Regions from separate parts of the Homo sapiens genome. Here region 2 is linked to region 1. The links are chromatin loops, found by intact Hi-C in ENCODE. Cell type or tissue: PC-9. All regions are shown on one strand.

What was found. A loop is a pair of places that touch in the nucleus more often than their neighbours do. Peaks named below come from ENCODE experiments on the same cell type or tissue, not always from the same donor. Only the 100,000 strongest peaks of a DNase experiment are listed, where the experiment ranks them.
Region 2: it touches region 1 in a loop (7-fold over the local background); 3 of 110 quality-filtered maps call a loop at or near these places.

The regions. Positions count from the first base shown.
Region 1 is chr7:45,256,786-45,264,785 of GRCh38, reverse strand. It overlaps LOC107986736 (a long non-coding RNA gene), which reads left to right and starts at 4,722. Exons shown (of 2, transcript XR_001745014.1): 1 at 4,722-5,250; 2 at 6,394-6,751. In PC-9, CTCF peaks have their summits at 4,357 and 4,575 (motif pointing right); no DNase peak of the experiment used is centred here; H3K27me3 peaks cover 5,988 bases.
Region 2 is chr7:44,853,092-44,861,091 of GRCh38, reverse strand. No RefSeq gene overlaps it. Among named protein-coding and RNA genes, the nearest start is that of H2AZ2-DT, 8.6 kb to the right of the region's middle. In PC-9, CTCF peaks have their summits at 2,462, 3,785 and 3,989 (motif pointing left); DNase peaks (open chromatin) are centred at 3,961 and 7,481; H3K4me3 peaks cover 1,054 bases.

The sequences.
Region 1 (8,000 bases):
CATTCCCCCAGGGTCCTCCTTCCTACAATTAAAACCCCTTACAAATAAAATGTCAGCTGTGATATATTACATATATATGGGGTGGGAAAAAATCAGTCTCAAAAGGTCATATAGCATAACATTTCATTTACAAAACGTTCTCAAAGTAACTAAACTATAGATATGGAAAGCAGATTAGCGGTGGCCAAGGGATAAAAAGGAGTGGTGTTAGGTGTAGGCATGAACAGATACGGTAGCACCAGCTGTTTTGTGGTGATGTGCACTGCTGTATCTTGATTGTGGGGGTGGTTACATAAATCTACACTCATGACGAAACTACATAGAACTACTGTAGTTCTCTGTGTTTGCAGAGAACTACACGTACACACACAGGCACACACACACACACCATGCACATAAGTGCAGCTTTTAAAAAATGGTGAAAACTGGCAGGGCGCAGTGGCTCACACCTGTAATCCCAGCACTTTGGGAGGCCAAGGCGGGTGGATCACCTGAGGTCAGCAGTTCAAGACCAGCCTGGTCAACATAACAAAATCACGTCTTTACTAAAAATACAAAAATTAGCCCAGTGCAGTGGCAGGCACCTGTAATCCCAGCTACTCGGGAGACTGAGGCAGGAGAATCACTTGAACCTGGGAGGCAGAGGTTGCAGTGAGCCGAGATCGAGCCACTGCACTCCAGCCTGGGCAACAGAGCGAGACTCTGTACCAAAAAAAAAAATGGTAAAAACTAAATAAGGTCTATAGGCTAGTTAACAGCAATGCACCCACATCAGTTTTCTGGTTGTGACAATGTACTGCTATCCATAGTTGTGCAGATGTAACATTAGTGACTTAGCTACATAAGGTATCACAAATGTGGCAGGTGGGCGAAGGGTACACAGGACTCTGTATTTACTTTTACAATTTCCTATGAGTCTATAACTATTTCTAACTAAAATTTTTCACAAAAGAATAACAGACTTCCATATGGCAAAAGACATTATAAACACATGATAAATCGGGAACAAATATTTGTCATGAGATGACAGAGGGTTAATATCTATAATATATAAGAGCTCTGTTGTATTGATATGGAAAAGTCAAAATGGAGAAAGGATAAGAAAAGAAATTTACAGAGGAGCAAATCTGAACAGCTAACAAATGTGAAAGGATGCTCAAAATTACTAGGGACATTAAAATTTTAAAAGAATGAGATATCACTTTAAAAGAATTATACTAGTAAAAATACAAAAAGTGATAACACCCACTAAGTGACAATCCAAGGAAGATGGTACCCTCATGTATTGCTGGTAGGAATGCAAGTAACACAGCCTAGCTCTACGGCTATAGATTTTAACTTTCTGAAATGCACATATATCGGGGGAAATTCAGCCAGATACAGGTGAAATTCACCCCCGATATTTCACGTAGGTTCTTTTCTATATTCCCTAAGTGTCGGCCAGTCTGAGAAATAAAGGGACAGAGTACAAAAGAGAGAAATTTTAAAGCTGGGTGTCCGGGGGAGGCATCACATGTCGGCAGGTTCCTTGATGCCTCCTGAGCCGTAAAACCAGCAAGTTTTTATTAGTGATATTCAAAAGGGGAGGGAGTGTATGAATAGGATGTGGGTCACAGAGATCACATGCTTCATAAGGTAATAGAGTATCACAAGGCAAATGGAGGCAGGGCGAGATCGCAGGACCACAGGACCAGGGTGAAATTAAAATTGCTAATGAAGTTTCAGGCACGCATTGTCATTGATAACATCCTATCAGGAGACAGGGTTTGAGAGCAGACAACCGGTCTGACCAAAATTTATTAGGCAGGAATTTCCTCATCCTAATAAGCCTGGGAGTGCTACGGGAGACTGGGGCTTATTTCATCCCTACGTCTTCGGCCATAAAAGACGGCCACCCCTCAAAGCGGCCATTTTAGAGGCCTACCCTCAGGAACACATTCTCTTTCTCAGGGATGTTTCTTGCTGAGGAAAATAATTCAGTGATATTTCTCCCATTTTCTTTTGAAAGAAGAGAAATATGACTCTGTTCCGCCCGGCTCACCGGTGGTCAGAGTTTAAGGTTATCTCTCTTGTTCCCTGAACATTGCTGTTATCCTGTTCTTTTTTCAAGGTGCCCAGATTTTATATTGTTTAAACACACATGCTCTACAAACCATTTGTGCAGTTAACGCAATCATCACAGGGTCCTGAGGAGACACACATCCTCCTCAGTTTACGAAGATGATGGGATTAAGAGACTAAAGTTAAGACAGGCATAGGAAATCAAAACGGTATTGATTGGGGAAGTGATAAGTGTCCATGAAATCTTCACAATTTATGTTCAGAGATTGCAGTAAAGACAGGCATAAGAAATTATAAAAGTATTAATTTGGGGAACTAATAAATGTCCATGAAATCTTCACAATTTATGTTTTTCTGCCATGGCTTCAGCCGGTCCCTCCGTTCAGGGTTCCTGACTTCCAGCAACGTTTTAACATGTATCATAAGATTTTGGACTGTCCCGAAGAAATAACAGCACCAGTAGATAAAGGCATATTTATGCATGAGACATTGAATGCAAAGCTATTCCGATGGCAAAAACCTGGAAACAAAGTGAACGCCCTTTAGTAGGCAGATGGCTGGATCAATCATGGTAGCACATTCCCACTGTGGGTTATTATTCAGCCATTAAAGACTATGAATCGGTGGTACCAGGTTAGCCTAAGGATTTCTACTAGGGACAGCTGAATGGGGAGAAATGCTGTAAGGTAATACACAAGTCAATAGGAAACTGGAAAGGGACATCCACAATGTTTTTGACATGAGTCACCCTGGAAGCAAAAAGGAGGAGGGAGAGGAGAAGAAGGCGAGGAAGAAAAAAATAAATTATCATCTGAAAATTATTTAAAATAAATACGTTTTTAAAATGTTGTGTGACCACATGTGCGTATTTAAATGAAATGATGTATCTAAGTGGGTATGTGCACAAATAAATTAAAAGTAATTGTAAAACTTGGACACCTGAAAGTCCCCCAGCCTTTTCTGCTGACCAAGGCCATGGGCCTGGCTCTGTCTCTTCCATGGCTCCCTCCCTCGTGGTCTCTCCTCTCTCCCAGGCAGCAGAGGCCCTACTCTTTGGCAGGCTTGCTTCACTGTTTCTAGGTTCTCTCTGCCCAACCCATGCCCTCTGGACTGTGCCTTCTACCCTCTTAGTTACTCTCCTAAACAGAGTTAGTTCACTCCCTAAGAGAAATTATCCCACTAGCTGACAAAAATGAGCAGTTGACTCACCCTGCCCCTCAGTCTCTGTGTGCCTCCGTGTCACTGTTTGGAAAGGGAGAGATTAATAACAGCCATGTTCTGCTGTGGGGAGCTAGAAACACAGTCCACTGCCTGTCCTAACAAAGTCCTGGGACACTGGGCCTGACCCCACTCCCTTCACTCCCTCTTCTCTCCTCAGCTATGCATCTCCCACAGTTTGTCAGGATGAGAGGCCTTGTCACCTGCTCCCAGATATCAGGTCCTCCCCGGCAGCCTGTACCCAGCATGTAGTTCCCACAGAGCCCACCTCCACCACTACCCCCTGAAATGCGCAAGTCAGCTCCCTGGGGACAATAATCGCTGATCAGCCCGTGTCTCCCAGCTTTTTCTAATCTCCTTAGCACATCTTTTTAAAGAAATGTATTTAAAACTTTCTACCAGTAACTTAATAATTCGAGGCCTTGCCTTCCTGAGGAATTTGCATTTTAATGAGAGGCAGTGCCCTTAGCCCAATAAACAAGGTGAGGCCCAGCCTGGTCACCTCCCAGATGTGGAGAAGGAAACATGGGGTTCACATGAGGAGTTTCAGGACCCAAACCAGCAAATGGCGAACCACACCACTCACCTGGGCCTGGCTCTGCGGTATAGAGGCTTGGGATCTGCATTTGCCAGACCATCCAGAAAGCCGGCTTCCTCGCTTTCCCTTTGTTTTTCTGCTCTTGTAGCTTATAACCCGTCTTGCATTTGCCTAAAGGGCTCAGAGCTTTCTCAAGGTCATTAACTCGAGTCATAGCCGAGCTCACAGGGACTGGAAGGACCATAGCCACACAAGGACCCCCTACTCCAGCCCTGGTCCCCAGCTCAGTCCTCCCAGGAGGAGCATCAGGCTGTCCCAGGGCTTCTTTGAGGACTCCGGGGTTATGGGAGGAGCCCTGGGCTGAAAGTCAGGGGATGAGGGCCCCATGCATGGTCTTAGCCCTAACTCTCCCTGAATGTGCAAAGCCCTTTTCCCTGTCCCTCCTAGTCTGTGAAATGTGTAAGGGTATGGGCAGGTGACACTGGGTCCGCAGGTCCCCAGGCCCCTCCAGCTCCTGTCTCTACAATGCACCAGGGACGGGAGCGCTGGAGATGCTCTGAATCAAACCTAAGCAGATCTATGAGACAACCCGGTTCACTCCTCAAAGGCATGGCCCTCCTTTTTACATGCTTAAGACAGCAACCAGCCCCTTCATCAGTGAGAAGAAACTGCCCTTTGAGGTTTGAAGAGCAGGGTCAGGGTCTTCCACCCTCAGCGCACCCATTGGGCGAGTTCAGTGTCTGCAGTGCAGCGCGCCGCCGGCAGGGGGCGGCAGACGCCAATCCACGGCGTTCGGGACGCGCCAGAGATATTGGGTCCGTGCAGGTGGCTTGGTTTGGGGACCTCAAAGATGCATCCTGCTAACCCGGATCTGATTGCGCGCGCATGCACCGTCTCACCGCGTACTTCTGCTCCCTGCACCCTGCCACAGCCACAACCAGCGCCTGGAACGCAGCTGCTCCTTATTTGTTGAGTGGATGAATGAATGAATGAACGAATGGCGGTGGAAGTCAGAACACAATTTGGTGTGAATAAGGAGTTCCGGTTGAGAATATCTGAAGATGCCCCTCCTACCTTGCTCTGTGGCCCTGCGCAAAAGCAAAACCTCCCTGCCAGGCCATCTGCTCCGAGCTGGCGTCCGGGAAATCAGGGGCCCCTCCTATCTTGCGCTGGTGTCCAGGTACACCCTCACTCCTCCACTACAGGGTCCTTCTGTTGGAGCAGGAGGGAACCGCAGCCTGGAAGGGTGGGTGTGAACCATGAACCCAGATGACCAAGCCAGTGGAGGTGGCACAGGCAGTCCCCAAGGAAGGGGACACGTGTGTCCCGAGGTCAGAACTGAGAAGCTCTTCAACTGCCACTGCATGTTTCTAACTTCTAGAAACCATCAGGATGGATCTAATTTCTCATGTGGAAACTGGGGCTCTGAGCAGGTGAGTGGCCTCACCCACAGTCACACTCAGCTCGCAGCCCTCCTTGCCGTCTTCTATTTGCAGGGAATTTTCTAGGGAGCAGCAGGATGGACATTCACCAGAGGCGCCCATGGGGGCCTGGACAGTCCCCCCAGTTACCTTACATCTCCACTCTCCTGGGAGGAGCAGGCAGGGGCCACTGAGATCCATGGCGGTGGGTGGGGCTGGGTGCTCAACCCCATTTTGGGGAGGGCAGGATGTGGGGAGCAGGGAGCAGCTGGGGCTCCAGGCATTGTCTCAGGCACCTCCATTCCTTTCCCCACATGCAAGGTCATCTTTCTGTTGAAGTCCCTGCATGAATGAGCAGGACACCTCCCTACACAGAGGAGACACAAGGGAAGACAGGAGCCTGCTCACGGGAAAGGAGTGGTTTCCCCACCATCCAGACATGTGGGTCCTGGTGAGCTGTTTGCATCCAAAAGCCAGAGCTCTGCAAACAGCTCACCGGCTAGACAGCAGAGCACAGATGTGGCACATTCAGGTCAGGGCATACACTGATTGCCATCCTCTCCCATCCCTGGCTGCCCTCCACCTCCACACCACCCTTCTGGTGCCAGCTTTTCCTGTTCCCAGTCTGGGGCCTCTTCTCTCACCTCCTCACACTCCATCCTCAGTTCCAAATGCACCTCTATGTGGACGACCCCTAAATGCTTACCTCCAGCTGAGACTTCCCCCTTAATGCCATTTCATGTTTCCAGTCTGTCTGTAACATCTCCACCTGGGTGTCTGTAGGCTTCTCTCACCAGTCATATGCAAAACAGCATCCGGGCTCCCCATCCTCCCCCTGACCTCAGCCTCCCTGAGGACTCCTGTGGGCACCCCCAGCCTCCTTTGGGATACCTGTGACATAAAAATACTAAGAAAAAAATGCCTTTTCACTCTCACTTTCTCCCAAGTGGAGCTTTCTGGCACCTCCATGACTAATGGAATGGAACGGTTGCTTTGTATTCCTATTTTTTAAATTCCTTTGTTTGGATTTCTTATGTTAAACATGGAGAGACATATACACAAAAGTTCCTTGTCCCCTCAATATTTTTAAGAACACCAAGTGCAAATGTTTCAGAACCACTGTTTTAAATCCCATCATCTTCCTTCACCTTCCAGCACTTTCCTTCTCACTCAGAGGAGAGATAACCCAGCACCCTGCAGGAGCCCAGCAACCCCCATGGCCTGTGTCCTCTGCTTCTCCTGCTTTCGGCCTGGTTGAATGCATCACTGAGGATTTTCTATTGGTTCCTGGAATTTAGTGTGATTGTGTCTACCATTTGTGGTAGACTGTTGCTTGGACAGTTATCCTGTGGCATGTCAGAAGAGTCCTGGCGTCCAAAGATGTGACTAGGAGCAGAATAATGTTTTCCAATGCATGGACTAAAACCCTTACGATTTGAAAGGCAATGGAGTTGTGATATTGTGACATGTGTGTTTCTTCATTATGCATTAAATACAACGAGATCCAGCAGAATGTGTAGCAAGCACCGTAATTTCATTTTATTTTATTTTATTTTTATTTCACTTTAAGTTCTGGGATACATGTGCAGAATGCGCAGGTTTGTTACATAGGTATACATGTGCCATGGTGGTTTGCTGCACCTATCAACCTGTCATCTAGGCTTTAAGCCCCGCATGCATTAGGTATTTGTCCCAGCGCTCTCCCTTCCCTTGTCCCCCAACCCCGACAGGCCCCAGTGTGTGATGTTCCCCTCCCTGTGTCTATGAAGCACCGTAATTTTAAAGCACTGGTGAGAAACCATATTTCAGAGTATCTGCCGTAACTGTAATTGGATATGGAACTATCTGTGATTTCTCTTGGTGACAAAGTCACAGGAGCTGGTAATAGCACTGTCACTACCCCTAGGGCAAGTATTAAGGACAGTAAGCATACCTTCACTGCCCACCTGGTGGGCTGGAGCCAACTGGAAACAGGCCAGTTTGATAGAAAATGTGTATGTGTGTGCATGTACATGTGTGTCTCTGTGTGTCCACATGTGTGCATGTGGGTCCATGTGTATGTGTGTGGCTGTGGGTATGTGCATGAGTATGCATGTGTATGTGCATGTGTGTGCATGTGTGCACATGTGTGTCTCAACTCTGCCACTGGTGAGGTGCACTGGAAACTCTGGAGCCTGGCATGCAGCCACAGCTGGACTCCTTCCCACCTACACACCCCCTCCATGGGCAGCTTCAAGTGTGCAGAGCAGACACATTTACCCAGAAGGACACACCAGGGACAAAGAGGAAAAGAGAGACAGGCTTCCTGACCCTCCAGAAGGAAGGGTTGCACGGGAGGAGCAGGGCCACCACTTGCCCCAGGCAGGTCTGGAAGGAACCAGGTCTGAGGGCTCATACCATCCCTGCTCCTCATGTCATCAGTCAGTCATAGCAGGAGAAGCCAAGGCCTCTCTCCCAATTCTGTAACTCCAAAAAGAGCTAGCTCCAGGTTCTCAGGCCCAGGCGTGGAGGAAGAGAGCAAGAGAACAGTTTCTGTACATCAGCAGTTCTCTGTCCTGCTCATCTGCTAGTCTTCACCCTAAAGCTTGGGTCCTCAGGGGCGGCTGGGCCCTCAGGAGAGACTAGCAGTGCCATGAGGCAGGCTACTCCCAAAGCCAGCCACCACTTCTTCATGACTCCTCCTGGGACTAGTTAGCTTCCATCCACAGAGGGCTGTGAAGTGGGTATGAACAGGGCATTACTGAGACTCTGTGGCCACCTGT
Region 2 (8,000 bases), 400 kb after region 1:
TTATTTTACCAACTAAAATAGAAGATGTAGTAGCCAAATTTTAACAAGTTTTGAGTAACTAACCTACAAAATTGCTGTGATAAAGTAGATGTTGAATCTAAAAAGCACTTCGGCTCACACCTGCAATCTCAGCACTTTGGGAGGCTTAACTGGGAGGAACGCTTGAGGCCAGCCTGCCTGGGCAACATAGCAAGACTTCATCTATATAAAAGAAATTTTTTTGTAATTAGCTAGCATTGTGGCAGGCATCTGTAGTCCTAGCTAATTGGGAGGCTTAGGCAGGAGAATCATGTGAGCCCAGGACTTCAAGGCAGCAGAGAGCTATGATTGCACCACTGCACTCCAGCCTGGGCAACAGAGAGAGACCCTGTCTCAAAAAAAAATAATAATAAAAATAAATAAATTTTTAAAAAGCACTTCAGCATGGCAGGTTTTGCCCATCATCCTTTTTAGAAATGTTTAAGCCTTTGAAAATCAACCTATCCTATACTGAAATTTTTGATAAATGAAGCCTCTAAATTTTGGTAGTATTTTATTGATTGATTGATTGATTGATTAAGGAGTTTCACTCTTGTTGCCCAGGCTGGAGTCCAAGGGTGTGATCTCAGCTCACTGCAACCTCCGCCTCCCGGGTTCAAGCGATTCTCCTGCCTCAGCCTCCTGAGTAGCTGGGATTGGAGACGTCCACCACAACGCCCAGCTAATTTTTTGTATTTTTAGTAGAGATGAGGTTTCACCATGTTGGCCAGGCTGGTCTCCAACTCCTGACCTCAGATGAGCCACTTGCGCCCAGCTGATAGTATTTTATTTAAAATCAATTGGGAACCTTTCATCTGAGCATTGAATGAATAGAATGATAAGAAACTTCGGCCAGGCACGGTGGCTCATGCCTGTGATCCCAAGCACTTTGAGAGGCCACGGCAGGTGGATCACGAGGTCAGGAGTTCGAGACCAGCCTGGTCAAGAGACCAGCCTGGCCAATATGGTGAAACCTTGCCTCTACTAAAAATACAAAAATTAGCTGGGCATGGTGGTGGGTGTCTGTAATCCCAGCTACTTGGGAGGCTGAGGCAGGAGAATTGCTTGAACCCAGGAGGTGGAGGTTGGAGTGAGCTGAGATTGAAACATTGCACTCCAGCCTGGGTGACAGAGTGAGACTCCGACTCTGAAAAAAAAAAAAAGAAAGAAACTTCAGGCCGGGAGCAGTGGCTCAGGCTTGTAATCCCAGCACTTCAGGAGGCCAAGGCAGGCAGATTACTTGAGGTCAGGAGTTCAAGACCAGCCTGGCCAACATAGTGAAACCCAGTCTTTCTTAAAAATACAAAAATTAGCCAGGCACAGTGGCAGGCACCTGTAATTCCAGCTACTCAGGAGGCTGAGGCAGGAGAATTGCTTCAACCTGGGAGGTGGAGGTTGCCGTGAGCTGATACCATGCCACTGCACTTCAGCCTGGGTGACAGAGTGAGACTCCATCTAAAAGAAAAAAAAAAAAGGAAAGAAAGAAACTTCGGTTTATGAGCCCTTACTAAGTTGCAAAGTGTTGAGAGCAATACTTGCAAACAGGAAGACATTAGACTTGATCCCTAGCAGGGAAAGCTTGAAAAAATAATGATAAATCACTCTGAAATACCTTGGCTTATGGAAAAAATCTTGTAATGCAACTTTTTTTTTTTTTTTTTTTTGAGACAGGTCTTACTCTGTCACCAGGCAGGGGTGCAGTGGCACGATCTTGGCTCACTGCAGCCTCAACCTCCTAGGCTCAGGTGATTTTCCCACCTCAGCCTCCAGGGTAGCTGGGACTATAGGCAGGGACCACCACCACACCCAGCTAACTTTTTGTATTTATTGTAGAGATGGGGTTTCGCTATGTTGCCCAGGCTGGTCTTGAACTCCTGGGTTCAAGCAATCCTCCCACCTCAGCCTCTCGAAGCAATGAACTTCCATTTTTAATTGGATAAATGTATATTCTGGCCAGGCGTGGTGGTTCATGCCTGTAATCCCCGCACTTTGGGAGGCTGAGGCTGGCAGATCACGTGAGGTCAGGAATTTGAGACAGCCTGGCTAACATGGCGAAACCTCGTCTCTCCTAAAAGTACAAAAATTATCTGGGTGTGGTGGCGCATGCCTGTAATCCCAGCTACTCTGGAGGCTGAGGGAGGAGAATCACTTGACCCTGAGAGGCAGAGGTTGCAATGAGCTGAAATGGCAGCCACTGCACTACAGCCTGGGTGACAGAGTAAGACTCTGTCTCAAAAAAAAACAAAAAACAAAACAAAAAAAACCCATTATATTCTGTACTGGAATGGAGTGAAATTGAGAGGGCTTACTATTTTGTAGCATATAAATTTGATGAAACAGGCTGGGTGGGGTGGCTCACGCCTGTAATCCCAGCACTTTGGGAGGCCAAGGCGGGCGGATCACTTGAGGTCAGGAGTTTGAGACCAGCCTGGCCAACATGGCAAAACCCCGTCTCTACTAAAAATACAAAAAAATTAGCTAGGCATGGTGGCGGGTACCTGTAGTTCCAGTTACTCAGGAGGCTGAGGCAGGAGAATCGCTTGAACATGGGAGGCAGGGGTTGCAGTGAACTAAGATCCTGCCACTGTACTCCAGCCTGGGCGACACAGTGAGACTCTGGCTCAAAAAAAAAAAGGAAAAAAATATATACAAGTTACATTTCTGCAAGAGAAAAAAAAAGTTTCATTTTCCATTTGTGCATTGCTAGTGGATAAAATAGGTAATGCATGCACATTGTACAAATTCTAGTGACCCAAGTTTTTTTTAAAGAAACAATTTTCTTGTAAAAACATTTGTTGCCAATTTACTTTAAATTTACTTCAACATACCCAGTTGAAAATGGGGCAAAATAAATGAGAATATAAAATAAAGTAAAAGAGGCCATGAGATATTATTGTAGCTGAGTGATGCCAGGTTCACTGCACTATTTGTTTTACTTTCATATGAGCTTAAAGTTTTTGATAAGAGAAAGTTTAAAAACAAAACAAAACAAAATCATATGCTGTATCAGTCAACATTCATTCAGGTTCCAGAAAATACAATGTTTTTTTGTTTTGATACAGGGTCTCACTCTGTCGCTCAGGCTGGTCTCAAACTCCTGGGCTCAAGGGATCCTCCTACCACCAACTCCGCCTCCCTAAGTGCTGGAATTACACACATGAGCCACTGTGCCCAGCCCATCACTTATCTGAACAGAGACAATATAAGATATCATTAACTGGGTATAATATTGTTAACTACTAGGGCCAGGCGCGGTGGCTCACACCTGTAATCCCAGCACTTTGGGAAGCCAAGGCGGGTGGATCATGAGGTCAGCAGTTCGAGACCAGCCTGGCCAACATGGTGAAACCCCGTCTCTACCACAAATACAAAAATTAGCTGGGCGTGGTGGTGGGCGCCTGTAATCCCAGCCACTGGGGAGGCTGAGGCAGAAGAATCATTTGAACCCAGGAAGCAGAGGTTGCAGTCAGCCGAGATCTCGCCATTACACTCCAGCCTTGGTGACAGGGTGAGACTCTGTCTCAAAAAAAAAAAAAAAAAAAAAAAAAAATATATATATATATATATATATATATATATATAACTATATATACTATATATAACTACATATATGATCATATATCTATAGTTAACTACTAAAGGGTAAAAAGAGAACTCTAAGGTGTCATGGAGGTAGCAACTAGCAGCTACCTTGAAAAAATCAAAGGGAAAATCTTAGAAACCTAGAGAAAGGGACCTCTAGAGCTGCAACTCAAACCTCTGAGGAAGGAGCCGGCTGGTGCTGGTGAGGGGGTTAGAGACAATTAGGCTGGCTTTTCAAGAGTTGGAAAAACTGAGTCAGCTGCTGCTACCTAACGAACTGCTCCAGCCAGAGTGAAGTCCTGAATAAGTGACACTCAGAGAAACAGAAAGCGGACTGGAGGGCGCCTTCAGTCTTTCCATTTCCCTCTAGTTCCCCCTATTGGCAAAGCCTAGCAGGGAAGCAAAGGCAAAGCAGAAGTGTGTTTTGCAGAGTCCCAGGCATCACAGCTGAGTATAGAAGGGTGGGTGCATCCTGATTGACCTCATTTAGAACTGGCCAGGCTTGGGCCAGGCTCACTGGCTCACGCTTGTAATCCCAGCACTTTGGTAGGCTGAGGCGGGCGGATCACAAGGTCAGGAGATCGAGACCATCCTGGCTAACACGGTGAAACCCTGTCTCTACTAAAAATACAAAAAAAAAAAGTCGCCGGGTGTGGTGGCGGGCACCTGTAGTCCCAGCTACTCCGGAGGCTGAGGCAGGAGAATGGCGTGAACCCGGAAGGCGGAGCTTGCAGTGAACCGAGATGGCGCCACTGCACTCCCGCCTGGGTGACAGAACGAGACTCCGTCTCAAAAAAAAAAAAAAAAGAAAGAAAAATTGGGCAGGTTCTGGCTCATGTGAGTAGCTGCCTTGCCACTGCAATCTGCCCTAAACCTTTCCAGGAATTTTTACAAAATAATAGTAATAATAATAATACAGTCATGTGCCACATAGGGCATTTATTTGTGGCCCCATAGGATTACAATGAAATTGAAAAATTCCTATTGCCTAGTGACATCATAACCATCTTAGCCATTATAACCTCTTAGTGCCAGGCATTACCCACGTTTCTGGTGATGCTTGTGTAAACAAACCTACTGGCTGCCAGTTGTATAAAAGTATAGCACTTGCAATTATGTACAATATATAATTGCTAATGATAATAAAAAACTATGTTACTGATACTTTTTTTTTTTTTTGAGACAGAATCTTGCTCTGTGGCCCAGGATAGAGTGCAGTAGTGTTATCTCGGCTCACTGCAACCTCCACCTCCCAGGTCCAAGCGATTCTCCTGCCTCAGCCTCTTGAGTAGCTGGAATTATAGACGTGTGCCACCATGCCAGCTAATTTTTGTATTTTTAGAGAGACAGTGTTTCACCATGTTGGGCAGCTGGTCTCGAACTCCTGGCCTCAGGTGTCTGCCAGCCTCGGCCTCCCAAAGTGCTGGGATTGCAGGCATAAGCCACCGCGCCCAGTAGTTACTGGTACTTTTTATCAATATTTTATTTATTTTTATTTTTTATTTTTTGAGACAGAGTCTCGCTCTGTCGCCCAGGCTGGAGTGCAGTGGCTCGATCTCAGCTCACTGCAACCTCCGCCCCAGGTTCAAGCGATTCTCCTGTCTCAGCTCCCCCGAGTAGTTGGGACTACAGGTATCTGCCACCACGCCCGGCTAATTTTTGTATTTTTAGTAGAGACGGGGTTTCACTATGTTGGCCAAGCTGGTCTCAAGCTCCTGACCCCAAGTGATCCGCCCACCTCGGCATCCCAAAGTGCTGGGATTACAGGCGTGAGCCACCACGCCTGGCCCTTTATCATTATTTTAGAGTGTACTCCTTCTACTCATAAAAAAAGAACTGTAAAACAGTCTCAGGCAGGTCCTTCAGGAGGGATCCACAAGAAGGCATTGTTATCACAGGACATGACAGCTCCATATGTGTTAATGCCCTTGAAGACATTCCAGTGTGACAAGATGTGGAGCTGGAAGACAGTGATATTGATGATCCTCACCCTGTATAGACCAAGGCTAATATGTGTGTTTGTTTCTTCATTTTTAACATACAAGTTTTTAAAAGTGAAAAAACAATTTTTTTTAATTAAAAATAGACCAGGTGCCATGGCTCACGGGTCTGTAATCCCAGCACTCTGGGTGGCCAAGAGGGGAAGGATCACTTAAGTCCAGGAGTTGGAGACCAGCCTGGGCAACATGGTGAAACCCCGTCTCTACAAAAAATACAAAAATTTGCCGGGCCTGGTGATCTGTGCCCATAGTCCCAGCTACTCAGGAGCCTGAGGTGAGAGAATCACTTGAGCCCAGGAAGCGAAGATTGCAGTGAGCTGAGATTGCGCCATTGCACTGCAGCCTGGGTGGCAGAGTAAAATCCCTTCTCAATAAAAAGCAAAAAGCTTACAGAATATGGATATGAAGAAATAAAACATTTTGTGCAGTCATACAAGGTATTTGTGTTTTAAGCTAAGTGTTTTACAAAAACTCAAAAAAATTTTTTAATGTAAAGGTTTATAAAGTTAAAAAGTTATGGTAAGCTAAGGTTAACTTATTATTGAAGAAAAATATTTTTATAAATTTAGAGGAGCCTATGCACACTGTTCATAGTCTCCAGTACTATACAGTATAAAGTCCTAGGCCTTCACATTCATTCACCACCCACTCACTGAATCATTCAAAGCAACTTCCAGTCCTGCAAGCTCCATTTATGGTAAGTGCCCTATACAAGTGTACTATTTTGTATCTTTTTTGGGGTTTTTGTTTGTTGGTTTGTTTTTTGAGACAGAGTTTCGCTCTTGTTGCTCAGGCTGGAGTGCAATGGCACGATCTCGGCTCACTGCGACCTCTGCCTCCCAGGTTCAAGCGATTCTCCTGCCTCAGCCTCCCCAGTAGCTGGGATTACAGGCATGTGCCACCACACCCAGCTAATTTTTGTATTTTTAGTAAAGATGGGGTTTCACCATGTTGGCCAGGCTAATCACGAACTACTGACCTCAGGTGATCTGCCCACCTCAGCTTCCCAAAGTGTTGGGATTATAGGCATGAGCCACCCCAGCCCAGCCTTGTATCTTTTATACTGTATTTTTACTGTTCCTTTTCTATGTTTAGGTATACAAATACTTACCATTATGTTACAGTAGTATTCAGCACTAGTAACATGCTGTACAGATTTGTAGCCTAGGAACAACAGGCTATGCCATATAGCTAGGTGTCTAGTAGGCTATATATACCATCTAGGTTTGTGTAAGTACACTCTATAATGTGAGCATGATGATGAAATTTCCTAATGACACATTTCTCAGAAGGTATCCCCATCAGTAAGCAATGCATGACTGTACTTTAAAAAGGAGAATTTGGCTATCCTTTACAAAAGTAGCCAAAAGAGGCCGGGCGCGGTGGCTCACGCCTGTAATCCCAGCACTTTGGGAGGCCAAGGCGGGTGGATCACGAGGTCAGGATATCGAGACCATCCTGGCTAACACGGTGAAACCCCGTCTCTACTAAAAATACAAAAAAAAATTAGCTGGGCGTGGTAGCGGGGGCCTGTAGTCCCAGCTACTCGGGAGGCTGAGGCAGGAGAATGGCGTGAACCTCGGAGGCGGAGCTTGCAGTGAGCCGAGATCGCGCCACTGCACTCCAGCCTGGGCGACAGAGCGAGACTCCGTCTCAAAAAAAAAAAAAAAGGAATAGCCAAAAGAAAATTTCTGTCTCTTACAGTCTTTGTGATATTTTGAAGAGCACTGCAGCATTAAAATGGAATTTAAAAGTGAACACAGGGATAAAAAGCTCCTGCAATCTATGTATAGTAATCTTTAAGTCTGAAGTCTCTAAATGCTAACACACTTCACTGTATCAGCAACACCTCTGCAGAGGTGAAACTGATGACTAAGGGCAAGGATGGGAGGAGTTTGTGTGTCTGTGTGTATGAGTCTTGCTCTCACTCAGGCTGGAAGGCAGTGGCACAATCACAGCTCATTGCATCCTTAAATTCCTGGGCTCAAGTGATCCTTCTCCCTCAGCCTCCTGAGTAGCTGGGACTACATGTGCACGCCACCATGCCTGGCTTATTTTCTTAATTTTTTTATTTTTTGAGACGGAGTCTTGCTGTGTCGCCCAGGCTGGAGTGCAGTGGCGCAATCTCGGCTCACTGCAGGCTCCGCCTCCCGGGTTCATGCCATTCTCCTGCCTCAGCCTCCCGAGTAGCTGGGACTACAGGCGCCCGCCACTACGCCCGGCTAATATTTTGTATTTTTAGTAGAGACGGGGTTTCACCGCGTTAGCCAGGATGGTCTCGATCTCCTGACCTCGTGATCTGCCTGCTTCGGCCTCCCAAAGTGCTGGGATTACAGGCGTGAGCCACCGCGCCCGGCTTATTTTTTTTATTTTTCACAGAGATGTGGGTCTCACTATGTC